Linked DNA regions of Homo sapiens: region 2 is linked to region 1. A link is an interaction called in ENCODE POLR2A ChIA-PET data of the cell type or tissue named here. Cell type or tissue: PC-3. All regions are shown on one strand.

The links. Peaks named below come from ENCODE experiments on the same cell type or tissue, not always from the same donor. Only the 100,000 strongest peaks of a DNase experiment are listed, where the experiment ranks them.
Region 2: POLR2A ChIA-PET joins it to region 1 with 5 read pairs; 2 of 35 experiments call an interaction of 5 or more read pairs at or near these places.

What each region holds. Positions count from the first base shown.
Region 1 is chr6:72,176,136-72,184,135 of GRCh38, reverse strand. It overlaps RIMS1 (regulating synaptic membrane exocytosis 1), which reads right to left. Exons shown (of 34, transcript NM_014989.7): 5 at 4,221-4,561; 6 at 987-1,852. Among named protein-coding and RNA genes, the nearest start is that of RIMS1, 290 kb to the right of the region's middle. RefSeq lists an enhancer at 937-1,076. In PC-3, no CTCF peak of the experiment used is centred here; no DNase peak of the experiment used is centred here; H3K4me3 peaks cover 1,254 bases; H3K27me3 peaks cover 1,150 bases.
Region 2 is chr6:72,235,054-72,243,053 of GRCh38, reverse strand. It overlaps RIMS1 (regulating synaptic membrane exocytosis 1), which reads right to left. Exons shown (of 34, transcript NM_014989.7): 8 at 7,326-7,436; 9 at 5,132-5,231; 10 at 617-740. Among named protein-coding and RNA genes, the nearest start is that of RIMS1, 350 kb to the right of the region's middle. In PC-3, no CTCF peak of the experiment used is centred here; a DNase peak (open chromatin) is centred at 3,933; H3K27ac peaks cover 400 bases.

The DNA.
Region 1 (8,000 bases):
GATACCACGCAATTTACTGGAGAAAGAAACTGCTCAAAGGGAGATGATAAGCATCACAGGGCATTTTAAAGTGGTGCTCGCAACACTAAAATCACTGGAAGAGGCTAAGGAAATTATTACAGTAATACAGTATGCACTACAGTTAATTTCATGCAGCTATGATTTAATACCGCATGTTTACATATTTACATTTCTTCCCACTGCAAATGGCGCCACGTAGTCTATAAGTGTGTGTTTAAGGTTTTATCATTTTTAACTTTTTATAATAGATTCATGTACATTTTATGATAGCAAATGATAAAACAGACTAGTATCTATATATATAGTATGCATTCATGACATACCTAACTTTTTCTTATTTTATTAAAATATTGCCAGGCTACCCGGTTCGTCCACAAGTTTTTAAAATTGCTGCAATTCTCAAAAAAAAAATCCAGTATATTTATTGAAAAAACATCCATATATAAGTGGACCCATGCAGTTCAAATCCGTATTGTCCAAGAATAAACTGTAATCTGTTCACAAATTGTGAGAAAGGTTAATTTGAAGTTTGAAAAAAAAAAAAACTACCTTTGCAACTGTAATATTACGTAACTGATGTGGTTTTTTTTTAATGTCTACTTCCTTTATAAGGCATAATTTTCATTTTCTAGCAAACAAATTGTTTTTCACAGAATAATAAATCCACTCTAAAATAATATCTTAAAAATATTAGACTGCATACCAAATTTACCAGAATGACAGAATGCAAAATCACCAAGAACTTTTGTAGCCTAAGTTTGGAGCTTGTTGTGTTTTAAAATCCCACAAATCAATCAATAAAATTAAATTAATAAAAATAAGACCTTCCACTGGCGGTAACGCTATCTTATCTGTGAGCATTCCCAGCCTCAATGCTGAACCCAGCAACTAGCCTAGCACCTGCACCTCTGCCCACGCCTCTTCACTTGGCTGAAGTCCCCGCACGGCCGGCGCCGCCCCCTTACCTTTCTCGCTGACGCTCTCGCTCTCCAGCTCCACGTCCTCGCAGCTGGTGTACTCGGGCGTCGACACGCCCTCCTCCTCAGAGCTGCTCACCGACATCTGCCGCTTCTTGCCGCCTCTCTTGGACCGGTGCGGCTTGGGCGGGGACGGCCGCACCGACTCGGACTGGTCTGAGCTCAAAGAGTCGTTCCGCAGCATGGTCTCCACCTTCTCGCGCTTGGCCTTCCGCATGAGGACCGCCGAGCTGGGGTCCAGGCGGCTCTGCTTCCTGAGGGGCTCCTGGGCTTTGAGCTCCGGGGCTTCTGCGGGAACCGGCCCATGTCTGGGCGCCGGCGGGCTGTGGTTCGTTAGCTGCTTGGCGCCCGGCGCCCTGGTCTCCGCAGTTCTCTCAGCCGAGTAAGCCCGCGGCGAGTCCGGCGGCGAGGCCCTGGCTGCCGCCGGCGCGCGTTTGCCGGCCTTGCCCTCCGGCAGCGCCGCGCCCGCCTCGGTGCGCGGGAGCGCCACGTCGCTGTGGCGCCGCTCGTGCCTGGCGCGGGACACCCGGGCGTGCATGCGCATCTGCTGCTCCTCAGGCGGCGGTTTCACCGGGTACCGAGCTAGGTTCGGGTCGCTGCGGTACCTGGTCTGATAATCCTCCTCTTTTCTTTGCTTTTCCTCATCCGCCGCTTTGCCCTCATCCCGTTTTTCCGGCGTGTCTGGGTAATCCTGTGATCGCCCTTTCTCAAGCCTTCGGCTTTCCCGCCTTTCTTTGCGCTCCCGTTCTTCGACGGCCCCCTCCACGGGCTGCGCTGAGGTCTTTGGCACGCGTTTCCGCTCGCTCTTCAGGGCTCCTTTGCCATTCTGCTCGGAAAGCCCTGGGGTCTTCTTTCTATGATATACAAAGGAACGTCAAGGAGAGCAATTTATAAAGACTAGACATAAAAAACATGTTTTCTTCTCATTCCAGTCTTAAATCATTTCAGTTACAATAATTAGTTATAGGGATTTGGATCTGAAGGTGGAACTGTAAGGGTGTTGGAATTTTACAAGGTAAGGGATCTAATGGGAACACATATTAATTATTACCAAATATAGTTTTCATAAGAGTGTCATGCTTGTACTACATTTAGCAGCTCATTGAAGCATAGTTGCTCTTGTTAGAAGTTTACATTGAATCAATTTACTTTTCTTGAAATGCTGAAAAATACTTACCTTGCAAGGTTCATGTGAGGATTAGAGACACCATCTGTGAAGATGTTTTATGAAAGGGTAGAGTGTCATGCAAATGGAAGGAGTTCTCCAGTGTCTCTGATTCTTTGCTCTACTAATTATACTTTTTCTCATCTCTACCTTTAATTTTCTGTTTCTAACTCCTTGACAGTACAAAATACGGTCAAGAATTCTTCAGTAATTTAAAACAAATAAACAGTGTCTCTTTCAATCTTGCTTCTCCCTGAAGTTGCCCAGCTCTTTACACTGGCCACCTCTCTTCCTGCTTCTGTACTTCCCAATTCCTCATTGCTTTCCTGTGAATTTATATCATTAGTAAAGTTATTTGTCCCTATCAATCTTCTTCAAATTTTAACTAAAAAGTCAGAACAAAAAGTATCTATTCAGCCCTTGTTCTTGAAATTTTTATAGTTTTTCACTATATGTCAAAAACAGAACTCTTTTCTCTTTAGAAACTTTACAGCTCCAAATTCTCTATCTTATTTAAAGATATCATCTTCCAACCAGTTCCAAACTGCAGCTTCAGTATTTTTGTCTCTTCTTCTCCCACAACAATTTGTCACCAAATGCTATTAATTCTACGTTCCCTGAGATATCTCTGGTGTCCTTTCTATCCTTTCTCCAAATAGCTTAGTAACACTCATTCTCTTGTACTGCCCTCTTATACGCTGTGTAGCTCCCCTACAACTCCTGAGTATCTTACAAAGCTTAATTGAGAAGTCACTTCCTCTTTCCTAGGGCTCTCAAAATACTATACATATTGCCTAGCTTTGATCAAATTAGCATCCTTGTTAATTACCTAGGTGTCTGTCTTCCCTAGAATAGTGTGTGGTCTCTTCCCTAGGATTTGTCAGAAAAGGGACCATGTATGTTCTAATCATCTTTATGCCCTCTGGTTCCTGGCACAGTGTTTATCTGTAGTAAATACACAATGACTACTGGCTTGAATAATAGCTACATTCACTGAAAGCCTACTATGTGCCAGCTTGGGAACACATGTTCTCTTTTAATACCTGCCACAACCCTGCAAGTGAGTTTTTACTGCCTATTGTGGCAGAGCCAGGACTAGAATCCAGACCTATTTAACTTTGAAGTCCTTGATCTTTTACTGTATGGGCTTTGCTTGAAAAGGGGTTCAAAAGCTTTCCTTGGAGCCTCCTTTCTCCAAGTAATGGTTACACATACAAAAACAATAAGCCCAGTCTAGGTGCTAACAAAAGTCCTGGCCCCAAAATCATGAGCCTCATGAAGATAAGGGCTCTGTCTTCTTTGTCAACACTTTTTCCCAGTGCATAGCTTCATGTTTGCCCATGAATACATTTTTGAATGAATCAATCAAAGTAAATAATCTGATCATATTCGTCCCTGTTTAAATATTCAGTGGCTTCCCTTTCACCTACAATAAAAGCTATAAAATGTAACCTGTCCCTTCACCACCTCACCAGCCTTTTCTCCTCCACATTGCCTCTGCTACTTGCACTGTAGCCAGCAGCTATCCTTTAGGAGGCCCTCACGTTGGGCTTGTTCCTTCAGGCCATGTGCCTGTGCAGATACCTGGAGCACCCATCCTTCCCTTCTCCTGGTTAATTTCAAAGTCACTCTTTAGAGCTCAGCATAAAAGAAATACCCTTAAAGAAGGCTTCTCTGATGTGTCCACATACTTTCTGATAGGTCAGATTCCCCCATCACATCCTCTCAGAGCACACTTTTAATTAAAGGGCTAGGTTTATAAGTGAAACATGATCTAAGAGCTTTTCTGAGTTCATCATTGGAAGTTGGTAGCTCAGCTGGGTGACTTAGTTCATGTTTACATCTGTGCATGATATGAAAGAAATGCTTTCAACAAAGGTCTCCTAAGGAATACATTCTAGAGATAGACAACGCCCCTCAGGCCTTTTGTTTTTCCATGTGGGGCCTGAGAAGTACTACTTCCACATATTCCTCGTAATAGAAGTTAAATTCTTGAAAACGGCTTTGCTCTCCTAGCAAAATCTTGCCTTTTGCTTACAGGGTGAAAGAACTATTACCTCTCTCTAGGAGGTTCACTTCTAGACCTGGATGAAGCCTGCTTCTGTTCAGGCCCCAAGGCTTGCTGCGAGGGCTCAGCCCCTTTGCTCCTGTCTGGTGGTGCGCTGGGAGGAGCAGCATCCTGGGAGGAGGCAGCTGCTGTGCTTAGGGGTGTCTGAGACCGCGATCGCTCTTGGAGTCGTGCTTTCTTTTCTCTTGGTACCTCAGAGCCAGCACCTGTAGCTGTATCACTCAGGGTTCCATCCTGACTTGTCTGCTGAGGGCCACTTCCAAAGAACCATGCCCCAGATTTGGTTAAGATTTCTTGTTGCTTTCGACATAAATTGCATACCCACATAACCTATTTGAAGAAGAAAGAACAATATAAATTTTTATGCCCTCTTGGAAATAATTTTTCAGTATCTTAAAATATATTTAAGAAAAAAAGAACAGTATTCATTTTCATATTTATCCTTGCAAATTTCTTGTGAAAATGGTCCTCCCACAAGTCACAGTCAAATATATGAATGCCTAGACAGGGACTTGTCTGAGACTAGAGAGCCTCTCAGCAGCCAGAGTAGAGGTTTTTTCTCAGCATTTCTGATTTGATTATTCTGAATTTCCTTTTACCATATATCTGTCATATTTTTTATAATTGACTCTGGAGTGTTAGCAAAAATGTTCTAAGCAAGGTAGTTAACTGATTAGAAAAATGTTACCAGGAAAAAAAAAGAAAAATGTTACCAGGAACTACAGAATCAGTACGTAAATACATAAACCTCAGTACTTGCAAGTATTTTTAAAAAGTCTGTCTTTTCAAAAATCACCCACAATTAAAGGCAATATTAAAAATATTCACATAGAAGAAACATACAAAGTAAGCACACAAAAAAGGTCAATGTGTATATTTTCTCTAGTTTCTTAGTGATAAACTAACCTTAAGCTTATTTATGCTATAAAATATAATTTTCCATGCACATATTTACTAAAGCAATAAATGTGACTCTGAGTTTATTCATATGTGACCACTCCAATGTAATGTTCCCCAAGGAGAGCTATTGGGGAACCATCATTTAGCAACATATCCACTGATAAATTATAAGATGTAGCACCACTTAAAATAAACTATATGTCTGTTCTCCATTTGATGACCTTTAAAATGAATGTAATAATGAGGACGATTATCATAATAAAAAATAATAATAGCAGCAATGACTAGCTGTCACAGGGCAAAGATAGGTGCTAACAGCTCCATGAGCTGTCTTTTCAAATATCCTCAGTACCTCTGTTTCTTTGTGCTGTGACTTTACATCGCTGCCTCAGTTACATGCCTCCAAAAGCACTTCAGGTGTTTTGTGTTTGTTTCTACTTCAGAAACTACCTCCACAGGAAAAACTAATTACCAAACTCTAGGCTTCCTTTTCACAAATACTGACTCAATCAACATGTACTCAAAAATATTGCATCAGGATGAATAAATCGTAGAAACATTAACTGATAAGTAATAGAAAATAGTAAAAGAAGCATTGTTTAGTAGGTCAAATGAAGAAAATGAACTACTGAAAATATTCAGATAAATGGGGAAAAACTGTAACTGTAGCCATAGAATAAGATGAAGCTAAAATAAGAATAAGAAAAAGACAGGAAAAAAGTAATACACTTTTTTAAAAGGAAAATACTGCAGGTGAATTAAGAACTGCTTTCCAGGAAAGAAAACTCAAATGAATTATAATATAGGAAAAATTAAGACTGAAGAGAAATACTTGCTATAAAAAATTTAAAATTCATGAAGGTTAATTGATTTATTTAGACTTTCCCAGTCATAAAATGAAGTGTACTAGGTTCAAAAAAGCAGTTAGGTATAATGTCTACACAAAGTATTATAACCAATATTACGGAATTCTCATCTACTAAGATGTCAAACAAGATGAACAATTCATTGCATAAACCTATATCAAAATAAGGATTTTATGGAAAGTAACTTCAATTTAAGTGCTAGCCAAATAAGGGTATATTTTACAAAATCTATTACTGAGTAGGTCCCTCAGAAGTCCTGATTGTTTGAACATGGACATATTAAGGGTAACATTAAAAGGTGCAGTACTCCAGGGCCAGGACCTTCATGAACAGTCAGTGACACTGAGTCTCTTCTGCCCAGAACCCTGAGTGGGGACAGGACGTGTGTGGTGGGAAGGTTTTGGTTGGTTGGTTTGTTTTTTGTCTCTTTAGCTGACAGACCATAATAAGAAAGTTTGAAATCATGTAATTCAACAAGACTGGTATGAAATTTTGACTATTTTACATCAAATAAGAAGACGTTAAATTTGTATTTCTCAGACTAATAGTAAGCAACTTATTATCATCATTTAAAGTAGGTTCTTTTCAGCCAGGTGTGGTGGCTGACACCTGTAATCCCAGCACTTTGGGAGGCTGAGGGGAGCAGATCTTCTGAGGTCAGGAGTTCGAGATCAGTCAGGCCAACATGGTGAAATCCCGTCTCTACTAAAAATACAAAACTTAGCCGGGCATGGTGGTGCATGCCTATAATCCCAGCTACTTGGGAGGCTGAGGCAGAAGAATCACTTGAACCCGGAAGGCAGAGGTTTCAGTGAGCTGAGATCCCGCCACTGTTCTCCAGCCTGGACGATAGAGCGAGACTCCATCTCAAAATAAATAATAAGAAATAAAATAAAATCAAGTAGGTTCTTTTCTACAGAAATATCAAGGTATACTTAGGATAAATATGCAGTTTTTAAAAAACCAGAAAACACAAATTTACAATTACAAAGTTTCTAAAATTGAATAAAGCTAAATAAAGAAGCAGAAAGGAGCACAATAATACTGATGAAGGGTAAAGGATACTCTTCATTTTACATTTGAATATTCTCTAGAAATTATTATCACAATCTTATTTTGATTGCTTCACATTTTTAAACGTTACAAAAAATGGGTCAATGAGAACTAACTGCCAGATTTGGGCATGTTCCAAATTTTGAGTATGTGCAGAACTGCTACCAGATCAATTAAAAGAAACACAATTTATTATTATTAAATAAGTTGAATTTTACAATTTAATTTCATTTCCAGTTTATTCAAAAGGTTACAATTAGTGACTATGTCAAAACAGCATAGGCATTTTAAATTCTATTCTTAAAATACTTTGTATTCATTTAAGTCTGTGATGCTTTGTTAATTTTTTTGTTTTTAACATTTAGTAAAATACTGTATAATTCCAAACTTTTTCTATGTCTTATTTCCTTGTACACCACAACATTTTTAAATTTGTATTTTTAAATTAACTATAAGTGTAGTCAATCCATCCTCCAAACTGAAAGTAAAATTAACCATGGCAATGTTAAAATATTTATTTTTATCAAAATATCACCTCCCAGTCTCTATTTTCAGTTCTACAAATTAATCATACCACAAATTTTACAAATAAAAAATAAATTGCTCATATAAGTTATAAAGAAAAATATATAAGATTACAATAGAATATTGTCATACATTTCAACACAGTTAATACCAAACATTGCAGACCTCTACAGTACATTTTTTGAAGTCAGTATTAAGTATTATATTTGCCTGAAGCTATAGATAATACAAGAGTGCTGTAGGGAGTCATTTTTAACAGATTTTTTTTTAGAAAAGAGGATAAGACGTAACTTTGCCTACAAAAAAATGCTATTTATTTAAAGCACACAAACACACCTTTTAGAAATTGCACTATGCAGGATTATACCCTGATTAAATACCCTGGGATGTGTTCCAAACTAATCTAAACTAAAGTAGGCCTGTGC
Region 2 (8,000 bases), 59 kb before region 1:
CGATATGGGGAAATCTATATACATACATAGAAAATATCCCACTGGCTATAGATAATTAAATTGTACTGAAAATTGAGGTTTTAAAAATATCATTATGACCAATTAAAATGTTAAAATATTTAATACTTCTTGCTTGATTTTAAATAAAAGTTGAAATTACTCATGGTTAAAGAGACAGAAAAAATATTTTATTCTTTCGTAGAATAATAAAAAGTTCATGTAGACATATGAAATCATTAATATTTTAAATATCACAAGAAGAGGAGTTTGTTAGTGCCTCTCTTAAAGGAAATACTACTTATTAAATTAGAATTACTTAAATATATCTGCCATTAAAAGAAAATATTTTACTTTATATTTCACTTGCAAAAAGTACATATTGATATTTTTTGATATTACAATTGTTAAAGTGTGGAGCTTCTAAAATGTAGTGAAGTAAACTCAGTATTCCAGTTAAAAAATTAAGAAATTTTTAGTAATCTAAAAATGTATGCCCATAATTGATGCAAAAACTATCCATGTTAACATGTACTGTATGAATGTATAAAATTCTTTTTAAAACCCTACTAATACATGTAATTTACTAAACTTAAGAAGTAAGTTTTTTTAGCCTTACCCAATAGGCCTTGAAACAATAATTTCAACTTGAGGTTCTGATTTTGATTCTAAAATAATGTTGTAAACTTCTTCATTTGTAGCTCCCGGCAGGGGTTTACCATTCCATTCTAGAACTTCATCCCCTTGAATTTAAAAAAAAGGGTATTTTTTTACCTTATATATTCTGTTTATTTTTCGTATCTTTTCTCTTTTTTAACAAAGAAATGCAAAACATATACAAATAGTTTAATTGTCTAGGCTCTGCTTTCAAAAGCAAATTGATTGCCATATAATGTCAGCTAAATGGTTCTTCTAAACACTTTTTCTTTTCTTTTGTTTTTCTTTTTTTCCCCCAGAATATTACTGGTGACTGGAAACAGTACAATACAAAACTACCTTTATCTTTTGAGATATACCAGAAATCATATAAAAATAATCTCATGCTATGGGATGGAATTAGCACAGCCTATTTGGAAACATTAAAAAATAATAATTAGCAGCATGCCCTCCATATAATAAATGTAGGCGGCTCTATTTTTGAAAGATTCTTATTAAACTGTGCATAAATCCTGTTTTATTTTTGGAAGAAAGAGCAATTAATATTTGTTAGCATGAATTTCCCAATTACAAGTCATGCTTCAGTGTCTTCACCAGATGCACAACAGAATAAAAATGCATGAAAGGATTTGAATTCACACCCATCAGTTAACGCAGGTAGCTATGGCAAAATTACAAAGCAAGCAGATGTAAAACTGTTGCATGACAGTCAACCCACTTCCAGATGTTCAAAACACATATGTACTATACATAATCTATATTGTGAACATTAAAGTACAATTAGAACACACTTTAAAATAACCAAACATTAATACAGTACATAGTTGTTAAATATTCTAAGATTAATCAAGGGGAGTTAAAAGATGTTGCATTAAAAAAATACAGGCTAACAACTTACAGTTGTTATTTTAACTAGGGTTTTCACACCATAGGTCACGTGAAAAAAAGTATTTATTTTCATAAATATTTAAGAAGTTGTAGGTACCAAACGGTTCTCTGCCTTAGACTCTTCACTTCAAAATGGTAGTCTCAGCTGAAATATTTCAACCTCGATGCACTGAGGTGTCTTAATTTGTTGATGCTCATGCTTATTTTGTTGTTCTCAGTGTCTAGAACATTTTATGAGCAAAGTAAATTTGTGTTGAAATACTGGATCAATATCATCAGTATACATTTTATAGCCAAGTATAAGCATAAAATCTTTTCAATGTATACCTAGAATTTTTTAAATAAAAGTAGGAAAATTGCTTTGCTAGTATTACTTTAAAGTAATTATTTTTTCCAATTGTTTGCTCACTGAAGAGTAAAAAGTAAATATGCAAAAAGTACATGATGCTGCTTTGGTTTGGTAAAATACTATGGTAATCACCAATTCTTTTTTTTGAGATGGAGTTTCACTCCTGTTGCCCAGGCTAGAGTGCAGTGGCGCAATCTCGGCTCACTGCAACCTCCGCCTCCCAGGTTCAAGCGATCCTCCTGCCTCAGCCTCCTGAGTAGCTAGGATTACAAGCATGCACCACCACGCCCAGCTAATTTTTGTATTTTTAGTAGAGACGGGGTTTCACCATGTTGGCCAGGCTGGCCAGGTCTCCTGAACTCCTAAACTCAGGTGATGCACCCACCTCAGCCTCCCAAAGTGCTGGGATTACAGGTGTGAGTCACCGTGCCCGGCCACCAATTCTAATAGACTGCCCTAAGCTGTTACCTAGAAAAGCTTTTCAAATAGGCAATGAATATACTTCACTGTAAAAAAAAAAAAAAAAAAAAAAGAAAAAAGAAATATAATAATTACAAATTTATAATATATTAAGAGTGCTTTCAAAATATTTTGACCAAGAAACAAAGTTGACATCATGATCCTGTACACATATAATATGAACATGTATATATGTGCGTGTGTATATATATTCATATTATATGAGTACATACATATATATATACACTAAAAAACATTTATGAAACAATACTTACCCTGATTTTTCTATTCTATTATGTTCTACTTCAATTTTTTAAAGTGGTAGATGCAAACGATTAAATTGATTTTACTACCCAATAATGAGCTGCAACCAGCAGTTTGCAAAAGCACTGCATTTTAAAACTCTCCTTTTTATAAGCGGCAACCTGGACGCATAACTTTTAATATCAAATTAAGTTAATACATACGTTTATTTACAGATTAATAATTCCTAAACCATAATGCTTTTTTTACATTATTTATGTATGGATAATCAAGCAGGGATGTAGACAATGAGGGTACAAAGATGAAAATGACATTTTATCTGTCTTTAAATTTGGTCATGAAGAAATGATAAAGAAACAACTCTAATAAAATATTTTATATGCAACAATAGAAGTTCATTTGAGGACCAGAAATAGAGTCAAGTGGTGCCAGGGACATAGTAGTTAGTTATTGTTCCAGGTGAGATATTAGGAACCACTTCAGAATTAAGGCAACTTCAGATGAATTGTGAAGGATGGAAAGGCCTTCAACAGGAGTGGTAGAAAACTAGGTAGACAAGAGGCATTGACCACATCTTCTAGGTGGGAAACAGCCTGACAGGAACCTACAGGTGGACCAACATCCTGGACAGCTGAAAGTGTTAGTAGAGGACAAGGCTACAGAGCTTTGACTTGAACAAATGATAACTAGGAAACACCGAAGGATCTTCATAATAAACAGAGTGTCAGTGTCATTTTTGTGTTTTAGAAGGTTAAATGAAGTAGCAGTAGAGTGCACAGACTTAAAGCGGGGCAGGACTGGATAAAGATATTGCAAGATTAAAACAAGATTGCAAATGTTAAATAAAAGTCACATTGATTGCACCGTAGTTTTATAGGCTAAGGATGTTTATATGCAAATAATTCTATTTGCATAAATGCAAATATTTAGTCAGTTCCTAAATTATAATGTAAATCAAATAGGATATATGATTGAGTCTGCAAAATCACTTCACTTTCTTCGAATACATAAATTGCTTAGAATGAAAAGTACACTTGTCTGTTTTATAGTTCTTTAAGTTGAGCTTTTAACATTTCAGATTTAAGTTTCTCAGGCTCTTGGCTCATAAGGGTGTTAAATGAAATGAATCACTAACAGATATTTTATATAGAACACCCCTCTTCTTTTACTTCCTAAGTAACTTCCTATTAAAACATAATAATGTGTTTATAATGTGTATATAATGTTTATAATGTGGTCTGCAAACTCAGGTTTCTGTAGTTAAAGTTATTTTACATTAGCCAACAAGGGATTCTCAGACTTTCTGAGGCTTATTTTTGAGTCATTAGACAAACACACACTCAGTTTACTGACAGAGTCAACCCTGATTGAGTTATTTTCCTACTGAATCATAACTGGTCCTTCATAAGAAATAACAGTGTAACATATCTCTATACATATTCAAAGTTGTATAGCAAATGGAGAAAAATCCGATTAGAGTTTTCTTCCTATACACCTGCACAGCAAGTCCTTGTCAAATTAAAAAAAAAATGAAAATGATTTTGAACTGATATCCTGGTAAACAAATATACTGAAAAGTCTTTAAGAGTCCTAGAATATTTTGCCAAAGTTTTCAAGAATCACAAACTTAAGGTTTAAAAGTTAAGAATATCACCTGGAAATGTACTCTTTGTGTTATGGGTTATTAATCTTTAATTCTACAGCTCAGCCAACTCTGTTTCCTTTATAGTTGTCTGGCAAATACATAAACAGCCATCTAACCAAAAGATTTCTACTAAGCTCTGCAGTCAAGTCAACTGGAAGAAATATTTTAATGTGATTTTAACAAAAATGAAAAGCAAACAATTTACCAAAAATGGATTTTAAAATGTGTTACTATTTAATATATGATACATTTACATATATTAAATAATTTCATTGTGTCATGTTCAGTTATAGGGCAACAAAAATAAATTTCTAAATACCAAGAATTAGCACATCTACATGAGTCACTTTTAAATTTACTAATATTTTATTATACAATCTGTATAAGAAATGTGATTATGATTATGCTTTATAAAAAACACTGCCCCTGAATAAGTGTTTTAGGACCACTCTGAAAAAAATTTGGTAATTACTGTAGCTTAAAATATAAACTAAATAACTAAATAGTGATATAAGATTTTTTTCTCAAAGATAAATTGTTTTAGATTTCAAGTTTTGTAGCATTATGACATCATCTACAAAGATGAGTAATTCTTCTATATTTTACATCTATTTATTTTTATAAAAAGAAGATTCCTACCCTTACTCTCCAGATTGCTGCTGATGTAGAGTTACTTATTATTGCAATTGGTAAATATTTATATCAGGAAATAAGTCTTTATTCGTGCATTAAAATTTAGTGACTTAATTGATATATACATACATACATGTATGTATGTATGTATATATAAAACTAACCCCAAATTGAAAACCACCAATTCATGTTCATGCATGGAGAACACACTGTTTAAATATTAAAAAAAGAAACTTTACCTGCTCTTAGGTGTCCAACTACATCTGCTAGGCTACCCTTCTTTACTTTGGTGATGAAAGCACCAAGTCGTCCTAAGTCAGTCATTTTTCCTCCAACAACCTGGATAATTACAAATTTATAAGTTTCCAAGACTCATACTAAAACATAAGCTTATTAGTTTGAGGAATTAATCCTACATTCTTTTATGATACACTTGAAATTGCATGTAGAAACATTAATGAAGTGAAGCACTTTTTTTTTTTTTTTGAGATGGGATCTTGCTCTGTCACCCAGGATGGAATGCAGTGGCATGATCACAGCTCACTGCAGCCTCGACCTCCCAGGCTCAAGTGATCCTTTAACTTTGGCCTACCAAGTAGCCTAGACCACAGGCATACACCACCACGCCCAGCTAATTTTTAAAATTATTTGTAGAGACAAGGTCTTGCCATGTTGCCCAGACTGATCTTGAACTCCCGGGCTCAAGCAGTCCTCCTGCCTCGGCCTCCCAAAGTGTTGAGATTACAGGTGTGAGCCACCAGGGCTTCACCTACATTTTTGATTAAAGTAGCTGGGAGCACAGTTTTGAAAACAAAACATCTCATATTTGAGATGACTATGTGTCCTAAGGAAGTTTGTGTACTGATTTCTTTCTTTCTCTTTTCTTTCTTTCCCTTCCTCCCTCCCTCCCTTCCTTCCTTCCTTTTTTTTTTCTCTCTCTCTCTCTTTCTATTTTTGAGACAAGGCCTCACTCTGTCACCCACAGAGGAGTGTGTTGATGTGATCATAGATGGCTGCAGCCGTGAACTCCCAGGCTCAAGTGTTGCTCCCACCTCAGGCTCCCAAATAGCTGGGACTACAGGCATGTGCAGACACTACAGTCAGATAATTTTTTAATTTTAATTTTGTAGAGAAGGGGTCTCGCTATGTTGACCAGGCTGGTTCCTAACTCCTGGGCTCAAGTGACCCTCTCACCTTTGCCTTCCAAAGTGTTGAGATTAAAGGCATGAGCCACTGCACCCAGGCTGTAGTGATTTCTTAAAAGCAAGCTTGTCCAACCCGCTGTCAGTGGGCCACAAGTGGCCCAGGATGACTTTGAATGTGGCCCAATAGAAATTTGTTAACTTCCTTAAAACATTGCTTTTTTTTTTTTTTTTTTAGCTCATCAGCTATTGTTAGTGTTGATGTACTTTAAGTGTGACCCAAGACAATTTTTCTTCTTCCAATGTTGCTCAGGGAAGCTAAAAGATTAAATAGCCCTGTCTTAAAGTGACCTAACAATAAAAGGGCACCATAAATAATGCATATACATAGAAGACAGGTGCCAGGTCTTCCCTACTTAGTATCAAACAGCAAGTGTTTGACACTGTTTACATTAAAATTCATTTTTCTTTATCATCCAAATTCATGTGTACCAGTTGAATTATTATTTCTACATGAAGATAATATCCCATTGTCAAGATCAGTTCTTGATCAGATCTTAATCTCTTTTGTATATGTGTAGTAAAATGTAGGTCTATGACTATAAAGACTGTAGATTCAAAGCAAGAAAATGACACCTTTGGGAAGCAATTTACCATTGTGCAAAGCTTAATAGCCTAAATGCATCTCTGCAGCTGACCATCTCATCTGAAACATGTATCTATGCCCATAAGACTATCAAAGTCTGAGTTTTATTATAGAATATTTTAAAATCTATGTTTAAGTTCTTCCAATGCAGGGGCTCAAATATATATAATTTAAAATGAAGAGAATATCACCAAAAGTTGAGATTCATCCACAATTCTTAGTGGCATACCCATTAGTGGAGGTAATCAGAATTATTTCATAGCAGGAGTAATTAATGGTAATAATCAATAAGACAGCACTATTAAGTACATTAATTTTTAAAAAATTCTTACAAAACTATTGTAATTAGAAAGTGATCCCTTTAATGATGTTTATGTTGCTGCTTAAGTTACAACAAAAGTCCACATTACCTATGCTACTTTCCATTTAAATCTTTTTAATGCAAAAAATCATCCTGAACTTTATAGTCAGAATACATTAGTTTCCCTAAATTTTATTCAATTTTCCTAACATATCTATATGCTATATCAATAAAATTATATAAAATATTTAAATGACATTTAAAAATCATTGCCAGAAACTCCGATGAATGCAGACCATACTGTAATTCACCCTTTAAGAAACATTTTAAACCAGCATACTTACTTTCAGACCCAGCAATGCACCTGAGTCTTTGGGCATGGTTGTTCTCTTGTTAAGAATAACACGTCCAATTAATCGGTCCCCCTCTTTAGATGGTTGCCACGTTACAGGATGCTGTTAAAACATGAATGAGTTTAAAAAGTAATATATACAGAATGTAATGCATTCAGCTATAAAAAGAATGAAGTCTTGTCATTAGAGGTAACATGGATAGAACTGCAGAACATTATGTTAAGTGAAATAAGCCAGGAACATGTTAGTTCCCGCATGAAAGTTAAACACTGCATGTTCTCACTCACATGTGGAAGCTAAAAAAACGTTGATGTTGTAGTAGTACAAAGTAAAATAGAGGATAATAGAGGCTGGGAAGGTAGGGAGAAGGAAAGGGTAGGGAGAGATTTGTTAAAGAATATACAATTACAGCTATACAGGAGGAATAAGTTCTGGTGTTCTATAGCATTATAGGATGACTATAGTTAATAATATATAGTTTCCAAAAGCTAGAAGGAGGACATTGAATGTTCCCAATACAAAGAAATGATAAATGTTTGAGATGATGGATATGCTAATTACCCTGATGTGATCACTATACATTATAGGTACTGACACATCACTATGCACTGCATAAATATGTACAATTATTGTGTCAATTAAAAAATAAAATAAAAGAGAATAGGA